3 separate regions of the Homo sapiens genome follow, and regions 2 and 3 are each linked to region 1. A link is a loop called in an ENCODE intact Hi-C map of the cell type or tissue named here. Cell type or tissue: PC-9. All regions are shown on one strand.

Evidence for each region. Hi-C counts contacts between places; a loop is a spot of excess contacts. Peaks named below come from ENCODE experiments on the same cell type or tissue, not always from the same donor. Only the 100,000 strongest peaks of a DNase experiment are listed, where the experiment ranks them.
Region 2: it touches region 1 in a loop (3.0-fold over the local background); 4 of 110 quality-filtered maps call a loop at or near these places.
Region 3: it touches region 1 in a loop (2.7-fold over the local background); 2 of 110 quality-filtered maps call a loop at or near these places.

What each region holds. Positions count from the first base shown.
Region 1 is chr12:69,004,513-69,012,512 of GRCh38, forward strand. TODL (transcript overexpressed in dedifferentiated liposarcoma) reads left to right here and starts at 3,147. Exons shown (of 3, transcript XR_001749099.2): 1 at 3,147-3,224. RefSeq lists an enhancer at 2,931-3,624. In PC-9, no CTCF peak of the experiment used is centred here; DNase peaks (open chromatin) are centred at 3,059, 3,689 and 4,189; H3K4me3 peaks cover 1,078 bases; H3K27ac peaks cover 2,367 bases.
Region 2 is chr12:68,938,677-68,946,676 of GRCh38, forward strand. It overlaps a transcript of CPM not described here. Among named protein-coding and RNA genes, the nearest start is that of CPM, 9.5 kb to the left of the region's middle. In PC-9, no CTCF peak of the experiment used is centred here; no DNase peak of the experiment used is centred here.
Region 3 is chr12:69,066,026-69,074,025 of GRCh38, forward strand. No RefSeq gene overlaps it. Among named protein-coding and RNA genes, the nearest start is that of TODL, 62 kb to the left of the region's middle. RefSeq lists an enhancer at 1,838-3,037. In PC-9, a CTCF peak has its summit at 4,458 (motif pointing left); a DNase peak (open chromatin) is centred at 2,616.

The DNA of each region.
Region 1 (8,000 bases):
AGTATTTTTTTTAAATTAGTGGGCTTTATTTATTTTTATTTATTTATTTATTTATTTATTTGAGATGGAGTCTTGCTCTGTTGCCCAGGCTGGAGGGCAGTGGCGCAATCTAGGCTCACTGCAACTTCCGCCACCTGGTTCAAGTGATTCTCCTGCCTCAGCCTCCCTGTAGCTGGGATTACAAGTGCACGCCAGCACGCCCAGCTAATTTTTGTATTTTTAGTAGAGATGGGGTTTCACCATGTTGGCCAGGCTGATTTGGAACTCCTGACCTCAAGTGATCTGCCTGCCTCGGCCTCCCAAAGTGCTGGGATTACAGGCGTGAAACACCACACCCAACTGATGTTAGTATGTTTTTTATGAAGTAAGAGTCAGTATATATTTGATATGTGCCAGGTGCCCTTTGTCCTCTCATAAAACTTACTACCATCCAAGCTGGAGAGGCACAGGGCTCATGTTGACCCATGAAAGCAGATTGTTATATTTTCAAAAATTTTGCAAGCTCTTATTAAACACTGTTCCAGTCCTTACAACTATACAAAAATGATAGCTAGCATTGTTGAAAACAACATGGCTGAAGCTGAAAGAGGTTTCAATTTAGGGACTAGAATTCGTACAAGGGTGGGAAATAGTTTAACAGCAGATGACATCAGATCAAATGGCAATACTTTTATGGAGAAAAGAGTTAGCAGATAGGGATGCAGCTCCATTTGTCAAATCATGGTTGAACGGCAGCCACAGTTGCAGTCACAGACACAAGAGTTTGGCAAAAATCAACAAAGGCATTCAGTGAGATTCAACTGACCACATGGAATTTACAATAAAGGGTATTGTATAGTTGATTATTACTTGGAAGTTGTGTGCTACATATATTTACTAACATTCCTTTTCTCCCACAGCCAGTTGTTAAACACTTACCCCACTAGGGAGACAGACCATTAACAAATACACGGATAATAAATACGGTAAATTCAGGTGGTAGTAAGAGTTGTGAAGGAATTTGAGCAGAGTGATGTGGCCGAGAGTGACTGATGGGTGGGAAAGTCTTATGACACGGGCAGGGTTGTGAATGGGGAGAGTTAGCCAGCACATGAGGATCAGGGAGGTTATAGGTAGAAGGAAGAGCAAGCCCAAAGGCCATAAGGGAGGAAAAAATTTGCACGTTGCTATCATTGCTATTGTTAGCAGAATCTGCACTTGAGACCCCAGATCCAAGGATTCCACTCATCCCTTTCTTTCCCAGTCTGTAGCTGGGCAGTTGCTCAGGGTCACGATCTATTTGGCCCTGAAAGAAACACCTGGGGTTCCTGACTTCCTCCACAACGTTTCAGACACTATCAGAGTTCTGTATGGTTTAGATTATAAATGTTCTATGTATTCCTTTCTTGTTTCTCTTCTTTGGTGGAATTTGAAGCCATGGAACCTATATTTTTCCATTTTCCTTGTTCCTAAACTATCTTTCTTACCCAGGTCTAAACTAGATTCCATTGGATGTCTGAGGTCCACCTCCAAATTTTCTCCCATGGTAGAGTTGTGTAACCCAAAAATAAAATTCTAAGCCCTCCAACCCTCTGAATGGACTCCTCCTCTCGGCAAGGGCATCCCAAAGTTAACCTGAAAAAACAAGTTCAGGCCATTATGGAAAGTGGGAGCCAGACATGCCTCATTATACCCTCTTCCTTTTTGGAATTACTGACAGAACAGACTCTTTAAGTCTGATAAGAAACATTTACAAGCTCTCTGAAGCCTGCTACCTGGAGGCTTCATCTGCATGATAAATCTTTGGTGTCCACAACCCCTTATCATAACCCAGACATTCCTTCCGTCCTTTCTATTGATAATTACTCTTTCAACTAATTGCCCAGAAAATCTTTAAATCCTCCTATGACCTGGAAGCAGCCACCCCATCTCCAGGTGCTTCCAGTTGTCCCACCTTTCTAGACTGAATGAATGTACATTTTACATGGGATGATTGATGTCTTGCCTTATGTCTCCCTAAAATGTATAAAACCAAGTTGTGGCTCAACCACCTTGGGCACATCAGGACCTCCTGCGTCAGGAGGTCACAGGAGGCTGTATCATGGGTGCATCCTTAACCTTAGCCAAAAAAATCTCTAAGTTCTTTGAGATCTGTCGCAGATACTTTTGGTTTACGGTTGTGATTCCTCCAAGTGCCTCATTGCTAGGCTCATTTAATGATGTGGTTGGGGCTAGCAATTCTTTTTTTCAGTTTGGCTTTGGAAATTTACAGCTCCTAAAGTCAAACCAAAGTTTTGGGGCAGGTGTTTTGATTTTATATACCTTCAGTAATTGCACTTACTTGGTCCTTGTTGGTTCCTGAAATTCAGATCCTGCCTAGGCTCTGGGGAAATGCTCAAAGGATGTTTCTTTGTCATATAACAACAACACAGTCAACTCTTAAATGTCATGACTGTAATTCATTCCTTAATGATGGTGCAAATGAGTTAAATCTTTCATATTGTAGACTTTTAACTTTGCAAACATCCTTTAAAAAGCCATTACAGGGATATGCTCACTCCAACAGAGAAGTGCTTTGGCTGCAGCATGAAATAGCTAATTCATAATTTAAAGTATGATGCCTCTCCCTTTTCCCCTTTTTAGATAGTTTATAAAAAGGGAAACTTTCTCCTGTGTGTGCTGAGGGGCTGGATTTTTCACTGGCTGTTTGCCTTCCGAGCACTTTCTTCATGGCCAGCACTTATGAGCAAGCCTGGTGTGTTTAACTTAGCTGGTGAAATGATCAACGGTAAACGTCAGTTGCTGACATTAGAGCCAGCTGCTTGAAGTGTCAGCGCAGCTGCTTTGTGAGATGAGAACAAGATCTTACTGCTGCTCCTTGTTCCGTGGCGAGGCAACAAGAAAATGCCCATTATGAACCAAGGGGCTCATAACACATTCATTTTTACTCCTTTTACCACCAGCTCAGATTTCTATAGAGTGAAACCTAAGTTCAGAAATCTGGAAGCAAATGCAAAAAAAATGTACCCCTGCTTCTGAAACTGTGCTCTATTACTCACGGATTTCAGGATCTGCTTTTTCTTTTTTTTGATTGTATGACTCACATAGATTTTAAGGAACCACCCATGAGGGCCCCTATGCATTTGGATAATTAAGATTCTTCCTGGGTGAAGAGCAACAGTCCCTTCTTTCTGAATGACTGAAGATTTAAGAGCTCTGCATGCCCTGAACTACACTGTCCTGCGGTGAGGCTTTGTTTTCCCTTGTTCTGGTCCTGCTGGACCTAGAGATTGGGGTGCGAAGGTGCTTAGGGTGCAACAAAGGAAAGAATTGAGCAGGCCTGGACAATGTCACCTCACCAAAGCGGGGGCAGAAGGCAGCAGAGGAAAGGTGCTTAGTGCAAGCCTAAGGATCTTGTAAGCCTTTGTAGCCCGGACTCTGACCAGCCTGTTGTTTCTTTAACATCCTGCATTCAAGTATTTGATGCAAATATGATTGCCTCTAGGCAAGAGAATATAAATATTTGCCGAATGTATAATTGAATGGAAAAAATAGCTGTGTAAGTGAGGACAGCGATGATCTCTTCTTGCCTTCTTCTCTTTGTCCTGCTCCCTCTCCTTTCTTCCTTGGTTTTCAAAGAATTCAAAACAAAACAAAACAAAACAAAACAAAATGTAGAAACCTGTTTTGTCCTGGGAGTGTAGTTTCACCAGCTCCCTGCTGTTCCAGTCTATCCAAGCTGTCAATCAAAGCAAACAACAGAAGTTGGCTAGCATTCAAAGGAAAAATGTGTTTTATTACACATTTTGACATATGTTGGATGATTTAGTAAGATCATGGTGCCTTGTCTCATTTTCGAAGACTTCCTGAGTTCATTTTTTTTTCTTTTTTTCATAACTTTCATTGAACTTTTAATGGCCTTTTTGTATTTTTCTCATGGAGGATGCTTCATTAATAGAGGGACTATGTCCAGTAGGAAAATATAAAGTGGTTTTTTATTTTTAGAGAAAACAGGTACTAATATGAAATGGATGAAGTGCCTTCCAAGCCCATGGTTTCCAGGCTGTGTACCAAGGTGCCCTGGGGTGCCACTGGATATTTTAGAATTGTAAGGAAAGCACAGTGATACCTGACACCCATTCAGGTACCACACAAACTATTAGCTCACGGTAGTTGACAGCGTCACCATTAGATTGTGCAACATTTCAACATTTCTTTTGATTATGTCATATTACTTGTGAAGCTGGGTCTACTGTGCCTATCCTGTGGCACTACGTGCAGAAACATGAAACAGGAAATGAGGGTGGTGGTGTCCAGTCTAATTCCAAGGCTTGAGAAGTGAGAAAAGAGGCTGGGCATGGAGGCTTACTCCAGTAATCCTAGCATTTTGGGAGATCGTGGCAGGAAGATTGCTTGAACCTGGGAATCTGGGACCAGCCTGGGAAACACAGAGGAAGACCTTGTCTCTACAAAAATAAAAATAAAAATTAGCTGAGTGTAGTGGTGTACAGTGGTAGTCCCGGCTACTCTGGAGGCTGAGGTGGGAGGATGGCTTGAGCCCAGGAGTTGGAGGCTGCAGTGGGCTATAATCATGCCACTGCATTTCAGCAGAGCAAGACCCTGTTTCAAAACAAAACAAAGAAATGAGAGAGAGAGAAAAAGAGAGAGAGAAAGAGAGAGGAAAGAAGAAGATAAAGAAGCAGAAGGAGAAGAAGAAGAAGAGGAAGAAGAAGAAGAATAAGAAGCAGCAGCAGCTAAGAGAAGAGAAGAGGCGAGAAGAACTTTTATCTGAGGAATCCAAATCCTTTTAAATTACCAAGCCCAGAGAGACATTAAAATCAAACAGCAATCACATTCTATCGCCTCCTTTGAGCTACATATTCATCTCTTGAAATTGCTTGCTATTGCTACAAGTATCTATAAATTAACCTAATAATGTTGCATCAGACAATACAACCCATACCCTATAGCTGAACAATGTATAGCCTATCACTAATCAATGTTATTTCTGTAAACTAATGAGAATTCCTGATAAATAACTTTGTATCAGCTTACTCCCTGTTCCTTTTTTTTTTTTTTTTTTTTTGCCTTTAAAAACCTGCTTATTAACAAAGTCCAAAGGAAGCTTGTATTCCAGGTTCCTAGGGTCTGAATCTCTGGGGCAGCTGTCCTCACTTTCACTCAAGTAAACTCTTTAAATTATATTTTGTGCCTCAGCGTCTTCCTTTTAGTTTGACAGAAGTTATGCAGTGTTCAACAGGAAAATGCATCCCATTAATAGGTAACTTTAATTATTTAAGAATGAAATAAAATTATTTTATTTCAATTTTTATATACAGTTTTTCAGACTAAGTTGTTAGGTCATAAATATTTATCAAGTTGCTTAGACCTAATTAACAAATAGCTCTGGTAGGCGTTTCTTTTGGTTTAGGGACGGGGCACTGAAAAATTTACTGAGACTCTGAGAGTGCCACAAACAAAAAAAAAAGCTGGGTAGTTTTGGACCAAGTTATCTAAGAAATAAATATGCATAAGAGCATGAGAATAACTGAGGAATATGAAATAAAACTTACATTGGAGATGAATATGCAAGGTACTGGAAATCTAGGGGCATGTGGCAGCAGGTATAGAAATGCCAGCTGATCCTTGGGGAGGGACTTTTCTGTGGCAGCGTCGTGACAGGGGTAGCGATACATGGCTCCCAGGCCACCTCTCATTTTGCCCCACACTATTGACGGATGTCACTGGTCCATTTGGACATACTTTCCCATGGAGTTTACATGCATCTTCAGAATCCTTCTCAACTTAGTGATTCAAGCAACCAGTGATCTATCAGAGGTGACACAGGAGACAAAACCTACTTACTCTTCCTGTTCTAAGTCAAATTCCCAGCCTTACAGTCTCAAAAACTGAAAATTTCTCATTCTGTCAGGACTTTTGTAGCACCTGTGATCGAGCCTGTCCCTGGCATGCAGAGTCATACTTAAATAATGAAGGGAATCCATTGTAGGAGCCAAATCCCAACTCCAGAATTTGTCCCAAGCCCCTGACCTACCCCCTGCCTGCTTTGACAGATACTCTTGGCTTCTCTCCCTCCCACCTCACCCATTCCGTGAAACCTCTTTAGTTGGGAGCTGGTGTTCAATCTTCTCCTCTGTGTTCAGTCCCCCTGGTCACCTCTAGACTCGCTTTGCTGGTGTTGACCTCAATAGCCCTCCAGGACACGGCTCTTGGGATCTATGCCCTGATGTTGCTGGGGTCTTAGGTAGAAGCCCCACCCCTCATTAAGCAATCTCAGGTCCCACTCCTCCCCAAGTCACTATTTCAGGGAGATGGTTTGGGTTAGACCTTGATGTTCTCAAATTTGGGAGAATTTGCTCAAACTAATAGGACTTGTTGTGATAGGTTAATGTGCTCTGTTAAGATGGATGGATTTTATTTAGCAGGCAATTGGTGGTTGCTCAGGTCTATCTGGGGAAAGTAACTTGGGTTGTATGATGGATAAATTGGAAAGAGAGCGTTCTTAGGAGAAAGGACCTGATGTTTTAGCTGTCTGCAATCTTAATTACAAGCTCTGAGAATATAGGAATAAAAATCAAGTGCTTTTTCTCTTCTCTCCCTCACCAACAATCAACACAGAAGACTTCTGTGACCTCTGGTCACTGACCAGTATGTAGGGATTTCTCCCCACCAACAACCAATCAGTTCTGCAGTGAATGCCAGCTATGTGTCTTATAATTCGGCTCTAACACTGTCTACCTGGAGATACCATCAGAACTCAGAGTTGAGCGCTCAGTCCCACAAGACTGTCCTCCACTTGTGATGCCAATCACACGCTCCAGACTGTTTGACCTGTCCTTCTGACTGACCGGCTTCAAGTTGGGGCTCTTACGATGCTCTCCTTGGATTTGATTAATTTGCTAAAGTAGCTCCCAGAACGCAGGAAAACACTTTACTCAACATTTTTTCATTTATTGTAAAGGACACAGATGAAGACATGCATGGGGCAAGGCACGTGGGAAGATTCACGGAACGTCCAGACCTTCTCTAGATGTTCCATTATCCAGGAACCTCCATATGTTCAGCTATCTGGAAGTTCTCTGAACCCAGTCCTTTTGGACTTTTATGGAAGTTTCATTATGTAGGCATGATTGACTAAACCCTGGAAGTTGAATGGTGGGGCTAAAGTCTGAACCCTCTAATCCTGCCTTGGTTTTTCTGGTGACTAGGCCCCATCCTGAAGCTCCCTAGGGGCTGCCAGCCACCAGTCATCTCATTAGCGTAGAAAGATACTTATTGCTTTGAAGATTCCAAAATTTTAGGAGTTCTATGCCAGGAAATGGGGATGAAGAGCAAGTATATAGTTCACTTTCACAATATCACACGAGCCAATCCATAATGGGGCTTCATGGCTGCACAGCAGTCCGATGTCAACATGCTAGAGAAATTTAGCATACATCTCCAGAAAGGACATATCTGTTCTCTATCCTGCACTGGTCAGACTCTGTCTGTGTTGCACTGTTCAGTTTCAAGAGTCAGATTTAAAACAGACGACGATGTGACAAAGACTCTCTCTTTGACCAAACTTTAGTCAGGCTCCCCTGAGCCCCTTTTTCAGTGAAGCTTCAAAGAACTTGGCATCCATCCTGACTTTGGCCTGTCTAGCCTAGTTGTAGCAAGAATCACACTAAGTCAGTTTAGCAAGAATCTCTCCACCCTTGATATCTGACCACTCTGGCCTGCCTTCAGCAAGAACCCTCCTACCCCAAATGTCCCCTATTTTTACTTTTCTATCCACTGACCCCTCACTCTGCCCCTTGGCTATAAATCCCCAGCTATCTTTGTTGAGCCTGATCTCTCTCTCCTATTGCAGTTTTGAATAAAGTCTTCCTTACTGTTGGGGCTCACAACACCATACCCCAAAATATGGCACCTTGGAAACTGAGAAGACAGCAGAAGCAGAAAGATCACACTCTGACCTTCTCCACCTTTTTCCCCTGAGGCCATAGAAAGAGTTCTCT
Region 2 (8,000 bases), 66 kb before region 1:
AAATGTTAAAAAGTATTCTCATACAAATATAGAGTAAGCACAGTTCAAGTTTTAATTTTAACTTATTAATGAGGAAACCAGCAGGATAACAAAGCCAGTTCAAAGAAAGACATGAGAAAATATGTGTGTATACACACACACACACACGTATATCTATATGTGTACATATATATCTATATGTGTATATACATATATTATGTATATCTATTTATATATGTACATACATATATATGTATATGTGTATATGCATATATGTATAAATATGTGTATATATCTAAATATACATAGTACATATATGTAAGTATATAGATATTATATAAATATATCTGTAAGTATATATATAGATATTATGTACATACATCTATAAGTATATACATAGATATATGTACATACATCTATATATGTATACACATATGTATCTATATATACATTTACTACATACATATATGTATGTATATATGTACATATATCTATAATAATATATACATAATATATGTATATGTTATGTATATATGTATGTACATCCCATAATGTATATGATGTCTATACATATAGACATCATATATGTATATGATGTATATACTTATGTATATTATGTACATATATACATATAGTATATGTATTATGTGTACACATACCTATATACATATTGTATTTATATTATGTATATACATACTATATATAATATACATATGTAAATATACATCCTATATATATACATAAATATATAAAAAAGAATACTAAAATCATTCTACATTATTGCTAAATTAGATATAAATCTGATTAATGTCTTACAGGGTGATAAACCATAATGTTTGGTGCTATCTTTACAGAGCAAAATTATTTTCATCTGTGCAGGACAGAAATTATATCTCCATTGGACAAAAATATAGCATCTCACCAATTTTCTACAAACTAACATTTGAATTTACAGTTGTAAAATGTGCAAATCTGTAATAACGAGTCAGGATTCAATTCACCTTAGATGGACTGGTTAGGCAATGCCTAACATGAAAACAAATTATGCAATCATATTTTGCTTTCCAAGTTTTGAAAAATTTTTTCTGACCAAAGGTCATTCCAATTTACAGTCCTCACTGGTGATATGTGAAAATGCCTGTTTGGCTCCTCATGATTACTATTATCTCTTTTAAAAATGTTTGCCAATTTCATAGATAAAAATGAAATCTCATAATTTTAAGTTTTAGTATTAATGTGACTGAACATTTCTCTCATAGTCTTATTGAACATTTATTGTTCTTCTTTTAAAAAATAGTCTATTAATAGCTTTTGCTCATTTTTCTGGTTGTGTATTAGTCTTTTCCTTCTGGATTCATAGTTTTTTGATATATTCTTAGAAAGTTTATTCTTAAATTATAAATTAATTTATATTTTCTTCTATTTTTATTTCTTTGGTATTTTTATTTTTTCATTTTTCTTCTTTCATCTCATTTTTTAAAATTAATTTTTTTAGAGCAGTTTGAGATTTGCAGAAAAATTGAACAGAAAGTATAGGGTTCCCATATACCCTTTTCCTGCCCTACCCACATACACAGTTTCCCTTATTATTAACATCTTGGCGTTAGCGTGTCACATCTGTTAAAATTGATGAGCCAATATTGACACATTATTATTAACTAAATCTATAGTTTATATTGCATATGCTATGAGTTTTTACAAATGTATAATGGCATGTATCCAACATTACAGTATCATACAGAATAATTTCATGGCCCTAGTGATCCCCTGTGCTCCACCTATTCATCCCTCTCTCCCTCCCCCAGATTTATATTTGTAGTCCACTTGGAATTTGTTTTCATCTAGTATGTGAACTATGTGTTAATTGTGTGAAGACATTGTTCTGTCAGGACAGATTCCAATCCTTAACCCCTACCTACGAAAGGTTCTCCTGAAGTGTATATGCCCAGAGCACCAGGCCAGGCAACACATCCTTCTTATTACCAAATGGGGCTTTGGTCTCCAAACGTTTGAGTAGGACCACCATCCAAATGAGAAGGGCACTGAGACTTTTAGCAGTTCTCAATGAAACAACAAGAAGAGAACACCTTAACATGTTGGAATTGGGTTGCAAATTTTTCTTTATGATAAAAGATGGCCCTTTATTCTGAGACCATGTCCTTCCTATATTTTTTAAATTATTGTGCTATAAAACATATAAAATTACCATCTTAACTGTTTCTAAGTGTACAGTGCAGTTGTGTTAACTCTATGCACACTGTTGTGCAATAGAGCTCTAGAACTTTTTCAAACCTTGCAAAACTGAAACTCTATACCCACTGAACAACAACCCACCTTTTCTCTCTCTCTCCTGCTCCTGGCTACCAACATTCTTTCTAAAAGTCTGACTAGTTTAGATTCCTAATATAAGTGGAATCATGCAATATTTGTCTTTTTGTGACTGGCTTATTTCTGTTCCATTGGTCAATTTGTGTGTTTTTGTGCTACAGAAGTAATTTGAAGATGTGCTGAGTACGTGTGTGTGTGTGTGTGTGTGTGTGTGTGTGTGTATATAAAGCTAACACATCAGCTGAGAAACAATGTCAGGAAAAATCTAAACATTTGAAATTAATTTCAGTTCAGGAAGTCACCCCAAATAGTGTGAGTGAAGCATCAAATGGTCGCTCAGAAATAACTCGCCCAATAAGGTAAAACTTATTTTACATTATTTTGTTTTTTGTTTGTTTGTTTGTTTTTGAGACAGGGTCTGGCTCTGTTGCCCAGGCTGGAGTGCAGTGACGTGATCACAGCTCACTGTAGCCTTAACCTCCCAGGCTTAAGTAATCCTCCCACCTGAGCCTCCCGGGTAGCTGGGACTACAGGTGTGTACCACCACGCATGGCTATTTTTTTGTGTATTTTTTGTAGATACAGAGTCTCACCATGTTGCCCAGGCTGGTCTCGAACTTCTGGCCTCAAGTGATCTGCCTGCCTAGGCCTTAAAGACACATTTTCTTGAAATTTCACAAGTAGAATATAATGCCTTATACTAATGCTGCTCAATGATTCTTTCTATTGTCTGCTGCTTCTCATGTATCTGAGGGAGTTTGGGCATTTATCTTAAGCTGGGATCTCCTGGTACCTCCCCCAGTACTAAACCTACCTCCTTCAAAGTAGCTCCCCCAACTCAGATCAGTACCCCCAGCAAAACCGGATTTGTTTGTTTTTGATAAAAAAGGAAAGTGACCTTGCAATTCTTCAGAAAGGAAAGATTGCTATTTATAGCTAGAGATAAGAAAATTGTTAGTGAAAAGCTGGATGGTTTTTGTTAAGGTCCAAGATGATCCTTTCCCTAAACTACCACGGGTGATGTCTAAACAGTGGGACTCAGAGATTGAAAGAATATGTCTCAACTCAAGCATTCTCTGTTTAAAACAAGGACTCTGTAGTCTTGGCTGTGCATCTTTTAAAAATTGTTCCTTTATTTTTTTATTAGTAGACTTTGTTTTTTAGAACTGTATGTCTTTTTAATAAGCATTTCTCTAGAAATTGTGGCTGTGTTTTCTGTTTGTTATGCAAGTTGTCTATCAAAAACCAAACAGAGTAGTTCTTTTATTTTGGATGTGCAACTGTAAATGCATTAGTATTCCTTTGAGAGATTTAGAAAGGATTTGTATACACATTTGTGTTCGTGATAAATTTCTGAATCCTAGAATTTTTCATGGCACAAAGAAAGAAAAGGACTAAAAAAATGCTATCTACATAATCAAAAAGCGTACCATAGGAAGAATATAAAAATACACAGCAATGACTATAAAATCATGCACCGTTATCACACTATTGTCCCTTGTTGGCACTATGTCACTGTGAGAGTAAACCTATTTCTGCTTTGCCCCACTCTCTGATTTTTAATTATTCATTCATTTCCTTATCAATTATTTATTGTTTACTCTGTGTCAGGCACTGCACTTGCTCCTAGGGAATACGACTGTAAACAAGACAGAACAAATCTCTGCCCTTAGGTAGCTTACATTCTACAAGAGCCAAAAATCTCCACTAAAGAATTTCACATGTTCAAAGAAACCTGTGATCTTTCTTGGGGAGCTGGCATAATATTACTTTCTGCTTCTTGTGTCTTATCCCCTAGTGGTTTGTACCACATTCTGTACTGCACAGCATGACCTTCTTAGCTTCACATTCTATCTACTGTTGGTGAAGCAAAATTAAAATGTAATCAGATCAAAGTTTGACACTCCAGTATGCCCTAACACATCAGCTGAGAAACAATGTCAGGAAAAATCTAAACGTTTGAAATTAATTTCAGTTCAGGAAGACACCCCAAATAGAGTGAGTGAAGCATCAAATGGTGTCATTTTTTGTTTCCCCCATGGCATCTAGGTCAGAGCTCAGTGCATGCTTGCTGATTTATAAGTGTTATTCTAGGAAGAATATAGCATCAAGAGATTATATGTAATAACTAAAATAGTAAATTATTAAAAGTAAGGTCTGTGGAACCACACCATCTTAGCTTAAACCCCAGCTCTGTCGCTTACTGTGTGCCCTGAGCAAGTCACTGCACCTCTTGGTGCATTCATGTCCTTTTCTGTAAACTGGGCTAACTCATGGTATTGATCTTAGAGGATTATAGTGACCTTACAGGGTTGCATATATTAAATGAGTTAACATATACAAAGAGTTTAGAACAAACAGTGTCTGGCCTGTTATAAATGCTTTATAAGTCCCAAGCTGAATTCATTTTTATTATTATTACCATCTAGTGAAGATGAACAAGACAGAAAGGGATACAACAGATAGTATATGTTTATATTTATCTTATTTATTTCCACATCCCAGCTCCTTCCAACATATTTGCAATAGTGGAATAGACCTTTATCAACCATAAATTTGTGATAATTTACAATTACAAAGCAATTGTTACAATAGTGACTTTTTCTCTTAAACTCATGGTCTTTGAGTGCAAAATAATGCTTACTTCTCCTACTATACTTTGTTTATATTATAGATTTGCAAGAAAGCTTCTTGGCTCTAATAAGGCCGATTTCCAAAGCAAAGACAGTCCTATTTAGCTGCATTTAATCTGGATTGTGTGATATCAAACAATCTGACATAACAGCAGATGAAAGTCATACTCTTGTCTCTTAGGAAACAATATACTTACTGAAATTTATTTCTTTTCTAGCTTTGTTTCAAATGTCGAGAAAACCATTTCTGGATTTTTTTTTTTTTAAAAACTGTATATTTGAGAAAGAATCTGCCATCTTTGTTAATACCCTGTACCTGTAGCAGAAAGAAAGGCAGGGGGAGTGTGGGAAGAAGGGAAAAATGTATATATAGCAGAGTGACAAAGAGACTGTTTGAAGATAGTTAATAATTTGTAAGTTCATCTAATCATTTACTTTTCAATGACCCTTTTGAAAACAGCATACATCATATCTATTCAACAATGACCTCTGGAAAGTCAAATTATAAATATACTCAGACAATAGCCAAACAAATTCTTTTGTCTCCTCATGACTCATGATTAATTGGTTCATTCATTCCTTCTGTTGATAATTATTTAATGAACATCTAATAATATGCTAAGCACTATGAATACCATGGTGTAAAAGAGAAACATAGTCCTCACTTTGATAGAGTTCATATTGTATTGGGAAAGATGATACAGAGATAAGCAGTCACTCAGTTGCCATTTTGATGCCTATTACAGAAAGAAAATTACAGGATATTATGAGACATACTATCAGAACGTACTTACTTTTTTTCTTTTTAGACAGTTTCTTGCTCTGTTGCCCAGGCTGGAGTGCAGTGGTATAATCATAGCTCACTGAAGCCTTGAACTTCTGGGCTTAAGCAATCCTCCCATCTCAGCCTTCTGAGCAGTTGGGACTACAGACACATGCCACAACACCCAGATAATTTATTTTTTGTAGATATGGGGCCTCACTTCGTTGCACAGGATGGTCTCAAACTCTTGGCTTCAAGTCATCCGCCCAGCTCAGCCTCCCAAAATACAGGAATGATAGGCATGAGACACCATGCCTGGCTCCTTCACCTTGTTTTTTGTTTTTTTTTTTTAAATTACAATAAAGAAGTGACAAGGCAGCAGAGCAGAAAGACTGGAGTTACCACTCAAATCAGTCTTTCTGAGAACTCAGACGTTAGGATTTTTAAAGATAGTTTGGTGGGCGGGGACTAGGTAATGGGTACTGCTGATTAGTTGGGAAAAAAATCATAGGGGTGTGGAAAACTGTCCCAGTGAGCTGAGTCTGCCTCTGGGTGGGGGCCACAGGACCAGTTGAGTCATGAGTCATGAGTCCAGGTAGGATCAGTTGATGGCCAGAATACAAAAATCTGAAAAACATCTCAAGAGACCAATCTTAAGTTCTACAGTAGTGATGTTATCTATAAGAGCAATTGGGGAAGTCACAAATCTTGTGACCTCTGGCCACATGACTCCTGAGCAGTAAGGGATTATAAAAGTATACCTATACTTTAGCAGAATTCAGGTCCCTCCAATAACCCTAATCTTGTGGCCTTTCATTAGTTTTCACTCTCTAAGCAAGGAGGAGATTAGTTTTAGGGAGGGACTGTTATCATCCTTGCTTCCAAGTGAAACTATAAACTAAATCCCTCCCATGGTTAGCTCTTTGTGCCCCCAGGAATTAGCAAAGACAGCCAGCCTGTGAGACTAGAAGCAAGATGGAGTCAGTCAAGTTAGACTTTTCTTGCTGTCATAATCTTTGCAAAGGTGGTTTCAGTTCCCTCCCTTGTGCTTCAGCACACCTCAATCCTGAGGTGTGAGCTGGGGAGATGGGAAAAGGCTGACAACTGCTCTTCCTGTTGACAGGGGGTATAGTTGGGGCAAGGGTTGCCCCCAAGGTAAGAGGAGTGAAACCATTTTGCAGTTGTCTGTATGTATTCCCAGGTGCCTTGTTGGGTCCCCAATGTTGGTATAACAAAAACGTTAGTATTCTTATCCACATCGTTAGTATAGCACTTAAGAGAACAGTAAACTACAAGAGACCTAATGCAAGGTGTGAAAGTCTTAGCTTCAGGAGTCCTTGCAGAACTGATCTGAAGCCTTGAGGGATTCAGGTAAATATCCCCAAGAACCAATCAGATGTGAGTCATTAGTATAGGCTCACAAACAATGGACAAGGCTAGAATTTTTTTCTTTTCTTTTCTTTCTTTCTTTTTTTTTTTTTTTTTTTTTTTTGAGACAGTGTCTCACTCTGTTGCCCAGGCTGGAGTGCAGTGGCATGATCAGAGCTCACTGAAGCCTCGACCTCTAGGGCTAAAGTGATCCTGCCATCTCAGCCTTCCAAGTAGCTGGGACTACAGGTGTGCACCACCACACCCAGCTAATTTTTAAATAATTTTTTGTAGAGATGGGGTCTCCCTATGTTGCCCAGGCTGGTCTCGAACTTCTGGGCTCAAGTGATTCATCCTCCTGCCTCGGCCTCTCAAAATGTTGGGATTACAGGTGTGAGCCACTGTGCCCAGCCAAGGCTAGAATCTAATAACAGGCATGCTATAGGTTTTTTTTGAAACATAATTTTTCCCTCTCCAGTTTTCCCCCATTTTTACCAAAGACAAATCATAGCAGGACCAATTTATTTGCAAAATAAGCTTTGGTTTTATTTATACTAGGCCTAATTGTTTGCATGAAACATAACATGAATAATTATTTGCTATATAGGCCTTTTTAAAAAATTGGCTTTGCTGGATGTTTTTTTAATAAGGAATCTCAGATTAGACCTTTTAAAAGCATCTTGAGCCCAGCCAAAGATTTATTTGTGCCTGCAGATACCTGTATGAATTGAATGAATTCCTCATTTCTAGAGGTACCAAAATAACTTGGGATTCCTAGGCCTATCAGAAAGGGACATTTTTACTTACCACAGGTTGGGAACCTTGTAAAAACAAGGTGGCCAGTTTTTCCAAGGAATTTTTATCAGCTCTGTAGCTCAACCTCAATTCCTCAAAGCAGTCTGAAAAGTCTGAAAACATGTCATTCCAGTC
Region 3 (8,000 bases), 62 kb after region 1:
TATTATACTTGGGAGTTGTCCCTGCTGTTGCCTCATAATCTTTGTAAATGACCATTTATAATAATTATGCAATATTCTACCAAGCTGATATATATATATGTGTGATTTTCTTTTTTAAAAAACTAATTTACAAAGTTGTCCCAGGACAGCCCAATCCTTCGTTGCTTACTTTATGTAATTTACAGGCTCCAGAAAGAAACAAAACCCGCATCTGCCACAAAAATTCACCCAACTGCCATTGGATCTTTGGGCAAAGCCTTCCTTGCCTTCTCTTTGGGATAAAGATGGCTTTGGGAAAGTGAATACTTTTAATCCCTAACATCTATATTGCTAATTGGTTTTATCGGCTGACTCCTCTCTCCGCATAGGAAGATTAGGGAAGAGGGGAATGCTGGGTGGGGGTGGGATGGGAAGAAATGAAGCAGAAAGAGATGGACAGGTGACATAAGCACCAAAGATAAATGCCTGCTTCAAAATGTTTCCTAGGGTTACTTCTGAGCACTGTTCCCTTGAAGACTTTAGGGGCATCTGTTATCATTGTCTGCATTTTCAGATGGAAAATAGAAGTCACTGAGGCTAAGTGACCAATCAAAGGTCAAATGACAGTGAGTGGTGGAGCCAGCGTGAGGATTCCTGTCTGTTGGCTTTTTGTATTGGAGTGTTTTCTCTCATCAGCGCCTCTGCAGCCACTCATCAGCACCACTTTGACTCTCACAGTTGGGTGAGCTCCATAAAGCAGGCCAGGAAAACCTCCCAAGGGTCAGGTCACCGGCAGTTTATGGGACAATGCTCTGCTGCTGCTCCCAGTCACTACCCTTCACACTAAAACAGAAAACCAGGCTACTCCAGAGTTACAGGGTATCTATCCCCTTCCTTTTGGGGATAAACTCAACCTCCTCCTATGCCCATCCCCAAGCCCAGCCAGTAGAAAATAATGGAATAGTGTGTGACCTTTATGGGCCCCTCTGAGGTAGGAAAATGTATGTGGCAAGGTAGTCAGTCTAGTGTGAAGCACAGGGGCTGTGGAATCAGCTCAGTGGGTTTGATGCCGGGTTCCAGCCCCACGGCTGCTGCTAGCCCATTTAGTGCCTTTGTTCATGTTAGAGGAAGGTGTCCCCTCTAGTGGGTGCAGCCCTGCCAGCATGTGGCTGGGCAAGTGAAACACAGGCTGGATTTTGGCCTCTATTTATTCCTTTGGCTGCCAGTGCCTTTGGGGCAGTGAGTGACTTACGCAACTCTATGTAAGTGCCCTATCCAGACTTTACTATTGGTCAACCTGAGCAGGTTGCTTGACCTTTCTGAGCCTTGGTTTCCCCATCTGTAAAACAGACAAAATAACAGTACCTACTTCGAGGGTTGGCAGGAGGTTAAATGAGATCGTGAGTGTAAAATGCAAGGACGGTGCCCTGTGAATAGTAAGCCAGTGTTCTATAAAATGGCAGCTGTTATTACTAGCTGTTACAGTTATGGCTTGGCTTTATAAAACAAGTAAAGCCTATACTTTTTAATACTCTGTTGAGGAGCTTGATTTGCCTAGACACGCATTTTGTAAATGGTGGGCAATTATGAAAAAGAGAAGCAAGATTCATAATAGATTATTTGTTACATTTTAATACAAATGTCATTATGATTCTTTTTGGTTGCACCATCTGAAGTAGGCATATCTGATATGGAATTTCTAATTACATGTTTTGTGCAAGAGAGAATCATTTATAAGTTCACACCCTGACACACCCATGCCCCTGGAGAAAACTTCAAATTTTGTGCGATGTCTTGGGCATTGGGACAGACAACTTCATTCAAGTTATTATTTGGTAAATTCTTGTTCTGTTTCCTGAGTAGTAGGATGAGGGATACAAATGAATAATTCAGAAGCAAACACTGAGGAATGTCTGATTTGCATAGGCTCGTAAATGAGCCTCCTAAACTGGGTTTTAAAAGAAAAAAAAAAGTGCTCTCGGATAGTTCTCAGGCCAAGTGAGGTCCCAGCGTGTTTGGTCGGCAGCTCTGCTGTCCACCCCACCAGGACCCGATATACTGTATTCTATTATTTAATTATCCTGGTTGGAAGGGGACATATATAATTTAGCCCTGGGAGCTTTAAAAAAATTCTTGACAATTAATAAATAGAATAGTCTTTTGTGTGATTTTAAAGTCACCGGAGGGCAGACATAAATTGTCAACTTACCTAAAAGAGAAACACTTGCCTTTTCTAGAGAGGCTCACATTGTCTTCCAGGGAGTGCATCATCCATAATTTAGCATAACTGCCTTGAAAATAAGTCTATAATCCTTAAATAACTCCGTGGGTCTCTTGCCTGGAGTCTTCCTTTCAACTTCTTTCATAGAAGAATTTATAATCAAATAATAACACTGATTTTAAAACAAGCAACCATACACACATCACTCAAGAACTTACTTAAGGTTTTGGGGGAGCCATTTCATTCACCAATCAAAATGAAGCAGCAACAACAGCAAAAGTCATCATGGTAAAACTTTAACTGAGGAGAGCACCTAAGGACTCGGTGACTCAGTGTTAAATGGATGGGAAGTCAGGTCATTTCCAATTATTGTGGCCTTTTACTTCCTGTTTCTCAGGATCAAATGAGAAAGGAGTGAGTCAGGAGGTGGGCATGATAACCCTGTATATCTCTGTGGCAGGGTGCCCTATTGTGCCTCAATGCCATTCAGACAGGAGCTGTTTATAGATGGTGACTCCTTCAGGTAACTGCTTGCAGAAGTGAATGCTTGGGAGAGTTCGGTTTTTGAGCAGAAGAAGAGAAGAATTTTGTGTCTGGCCTGGGAGAGAGATGGTGGAGGGCGGATAAAGAAAATAGAAGGGGAAGGCATAAAGTCCCATCTATTTTGCTCCCCCTCCCCACCCCCCAACACTCATACAGGTTCACACTGGCTGGAGGGGTTTCTCCAGAGCCCAAACCAAAGCACCTAGTTTGCAAGCTTGCAGCTTTGGGAATCTAGACGACATGCGCAGCATTGGGTGGTGATAGGGCCAGTCTTCCCACCTCTACCTTGCTTCCAAAGGCAAGGCGGCTTTTGTATTTAGACTCAGGGCAGCCACAAGCATTCCTTCTTAAGTAGCCCATCATTATAATTCAGCACGAATGTCAGTGTGACTTGTTGCCACTCACAGGCTGCGTCTGGTGAGGTCTGGGCTATTTTGGTTTTAGAAATAATTTATAAATCATTTAGAAATATTTATAAATGACTTTAATGTACATTACACTATCTCATTTAATCCTCCCAATGACCTTAAGGAGAGTACTACTGAAGAGACAGGGACTCAATGGCCTTTTTTTTTTTTTTGAGCTGGGGTCTTGCTCCGTCACTCAGACTGGAGTGCAGTGGCGCGATCTCAGCTCACTGCAACCTCCACCTCCCGGGTTCAAGCAATTCGCCTGCCTCAGTCTCCCAAGTAGCTGGGACTACAGTCGTGTACCACCACGCCCAGCTAATTTTTGTATATTTTTAGTAGAGATGTTGGCTAGGCTGGTCTTGAACTCCTGACCTCAAGTGATCCACTCGCCTCGGCCTCCCATCGTGCTGAGATTATAGGCATGAGCCATCGCGCCTGGCCTGGTTATAAGTCTCAGGGTGACAGAGGTGGTGTGGGCTGAGCTGGGGCAGGGACTCAGGTCCTCCAGGAGACCTGCACGTAACAGGTGACCAGTGCACCCTAAAGCCACCTGATGAGCACCGCCTCGTGCCACAAGAACACTTTCTAGCCAGTGTTTTACATATTTCTTGGATCTCTGGGAATTGCCAGTAGACAGAGTATGATGCTGCGTATTGGTGATTATGAATGCTGTTGGCCATGGGTGTTAGATGTCATCATGTGCCAGGCCCCTGAAGAACACAATCTGTTCACATAGTTCCTCTAAAACTTCGTTTTCAAAACAGGTCTCATCTTTCCTTACTTCTGCCAGCGTTCTCATTCTTGATTTTACATTTGGAGAACAGAGAATCTAGACAAAATTAAGAAGAAATTGAACATTGAAAAAAAATCAATAAAATAAAATCCTGAACCCAAGAATGATCAAATTTTACTTTAAAATTTAACTCAAAAGGGATAGTTGTTCTGGCCTTCAGACATGCTTTGTAAGAAAAAAAAAGGATGGTTGTTTATGCCGTGATGGGCTAATTGAATAGGTAAACATGTGAGGAATCCTTATTTTATTTCTTACGCTAAAATGAGAATCCCTGTAAATTGGAATGTAGTCTTATCTTATCGAAAGGTTTCACTGTTCAGCTCTGCTTACCCATCAGAATCACATGGGAAATGGCAAATCACAGAGGCCCAAGCTCAACCCTATTCCTACCGAATAGAATCTCTGGAGGTGAAGCTCTGTTTTAAAATTTTCCCAACTGGTTCTGATGCGTACCAGAGTTAAGAATCAACCAGCACACTGAACTCGCAATTTTAGCAAAAACCCAAGGAACCCAGGGGCCTATGCAGAAAGCAGGAAATGCCCTCTAGTGGCCAAAAGACGCCATCATCCATTCTCCATGCTCTTGGGCCCTGGGACCCATGGCAGAGTTAGAGAGGTGGCAACAAAAGTTCCAGTTGTAAACTACAGTATAATCCACTGATTCCACCAATATGCCCCTAAAAGTTAAACTGTAAGACCCATGAGGGCAGGACTCACTTGTTCTTGTCTTGCCCATGAGGGTGCCTGGCATAATGTCTGACCCATTGTGATGGAAATCCTAGAATTAAGGCTCAATTTTATGTGTTGCCTATTAAGCCTCAATTTTACATGTTGCCTTGACATATATGGTAAAATCAGGAGGGTATCAAATGGCCTAACTGCAAGTTTCTTCTCGCCTGTTCTGCTCCCATGAACAAGGTCCCCTAGCCAAATAGCCCTCCTTATCAAATGAACCAGACAGAGTTCCTGTTTATCCCGTACTAGTGGGTTCTCTGCCTGCTTAGGGAATTATTCAAACAAGTCAATCACTTCCTCCCACAGGAACTAGGCCACCTCACCCCCTTGATACTACAAATCCTGCCTCCATGGCACTTGGCTCTTCACTCTGGCCCTGAGTGCAACCCTGTGTGGCTCTGCATGGCATGGGGTATCTTCCTCCCCCGGGCTGTGACTTCATGTGACTAACAAACTACTATCAATCTCAACTGTCTAGTAGTGAGCTGTTGTGTGTTCAGCTATCCCCATGATCCTGGAGTGAAAATTGCTCTCACCAAAGAGGAGGCAATCAAAACATCCATAGCAAGTGTTTTGTAAATATTTGTTAAATGAATGAATGGGACCAAAGGGCTGTTGACAAGTTTAAATACCTTTATTTTATTGATTTATTGTCAATTTTCATAAACTTTCAAAGTGATCTTAGGCACAAATGAACAATTCAATGAATATATTCATAGAACGTTAAGGCTGGAAGATATCTTAGAAATCTTCAGGATTAACCTTCTTGTTTTATTTCTAAGACAACTATTGCTCAGACAAGATCATGAATTCCTCAAGGACAGTGTCTATATTTTATTTATTTTTGTATTCCCTTGGCTCATCACAGAACTGGTGTACAGTACATATTTGATAAATGAATAAACAAGGATTAAGTGAATTTCCCAGGAGTACATGGTAGGCAATGACACCAACAAGGATTTAATTCCAGAATTAAACAGATATTTGTCAAATGTCTTCTGTGAGCCAGGTGCAGTGACTCACACCTGTAATGCCAACACTTTGGGAGGCTGAGGCAGCAGGACTGTTAAGCTCAGAAGTTCGAGACCAGCCTGGGCAATATAGTGAGATCCTGTCTCTACAAAAAAAAAAAATTTTTTTTTAATTAGTTGGGCATGGTGATGCATTCCTCTAGTCCCAGCCCCCAGCCACTGGGGAGGCTGAAGCAAGAGGATTGCTTGAGCCTGGGAGTATGAGGTTGTGGTGAGCTAGGATCACACCAGTGCACTCCAGCCTGGGTGACAGAGTGAGATCCTGTCTGAAAAAAAAAAAAAAAAAATCTTCTGTGAGATACAGTATCTTGCTAGGTACTCTCTGAGAATGTAACTAGGACTCCAGGCAAGGGCTACAAAAATGAGAAAGACACAGTCCTTACCCTCAAAGAACAGACACTCTGCAGCTGTGCTGTCCAATACTGTAGCTTCTAGTGACATGAGGCTATTTAAAACAAAATTAATTAGAATTAAAAATCCAGTTCCTCAGTTAAATTAGTCACATTTCAAGTATTCAATGGCTAAATGGTGGCTGGTGGCTACCATATTGAACAACAGAGCTATAGAATATTTTGATTGCTGTGGAAAGTTGTATGGGATAGCATTGCTATAGAGAGAAAAATGTCATGAACCTGAAGCCATAATAGAAGGCAGAAGATGATAACAGAGGTACAAATTAATTGCCATGGGGTCAGAGAGGATTGTTTCAGAAAGTCCCCACATTATTCCAAGTTTTCTGAAGACAGGGACTCCTAGCACTTAGCATAATGCCTGACTTGTAGAAGATGCTCAACTCATTTATTGAATGAAAATAAACAACTTATAGCAGTAGTGCTTTTTTCGTAACATTTCAAAAACAGGGGAGTATAGAGAATATATGGCCATCATCAATGTATCCACAGACCAACTTTATAAAATTTTAACATTTTGCTATATTTGTTTCAAATATAGAAAAGTATGTACATATTCCCTTAAAACAAATATAAGATCTGAAACAAATATATACTACAATTTATCTATTCTACTTTAAATGGAAATGTATCCTATTTCCAGTTTTTACAATTACCAATAAAGCCATAAGGAACATTCTCATAAGTGTTTTTTATAGAAACATTCAGAGTTTATTCCCAGAAGTAGCATTGCTAGGTCTGAGGTTATATGAATCTTCAACTATTCTAAACATTGACAAGTTGATTTCCAAGGGGATTAACCAATATATAGTCCCATCAGCATTGTATGAATGTTCTCATTGTTCTGCATTCTTGTCAACACTCAGTATTGTCAGGCTTTTATTCTTTGCCAATCTGATAAAGTGAAAAGATTCACTGAAGTATTTCCTAGGATGTTAAAGACATAAGAACAAGGCAAAAAACCAAAAACAACAACAACAACAAAACTACCCTGTTATAATCCTGGCATTGGGGTATGAGAGAAATAACAGAGTTATTTGCTTTTCATGTTGTAATGAGAAAATTGGCACTAGGTCCAAAGTGGTGACTGACCTTCAAGATAAGCAAAACTGCAAGAAGAGTATAAGTTTTATCATGCTCTGCCTGTTTGCCACTACTAGGCATAGGCCAGGACACTTTTAAATAGAATTGGGAAATCAGAATATTTTCAGCATGTTTGCAGTGTGTTATACATTCTTCCTAATGTAAACATAATTTATTTCCTCATGTGTCTCATTAAATGCACCCCAGGAGAAAATATTCACAAACTATGCATCCAACAAAGGACTAATATCCAGAATCTGCAAGGAACTCAAACAAATCAGCAAGAAAAAACACAAATAATCCCATTAAAAGTGGGCAAAAGAACATGAATAGAAAATTCTCAAAAGAAGATGCACAGTCAATAAACATATGAATAAATGCTCAACATCAGTAATGATCAGGCAGATGCAAATTAAAACCACAATGAGATACCATGTTACTCCTGCAAGAATGGCCATAATTTAAAAAGTGAAAAAACCATAGATGTTGACATGGATGTGGTGAAAAGGGAACACTTTTACCCTGCTGGTGGGAATGTAAATTAGTACAACCACTATGGAAACCGGTGTGGAGATTCCTTAAAGAACTGAAAGTAGAACTACCATTCGATCCAGCAATCCCACTACTGCATATCTACCCAGAGGAACATAAGTTATTATATGAAAAAGACACATGCACCTGCATGTTTATAGCAACACAATTCGCAATTGCAAATATATGGAACCAGCGTAAGTGCCAATTAACCAACAAGTGGATAAAGAAAATGTGGTATAAATATACCATGGAATACTACTC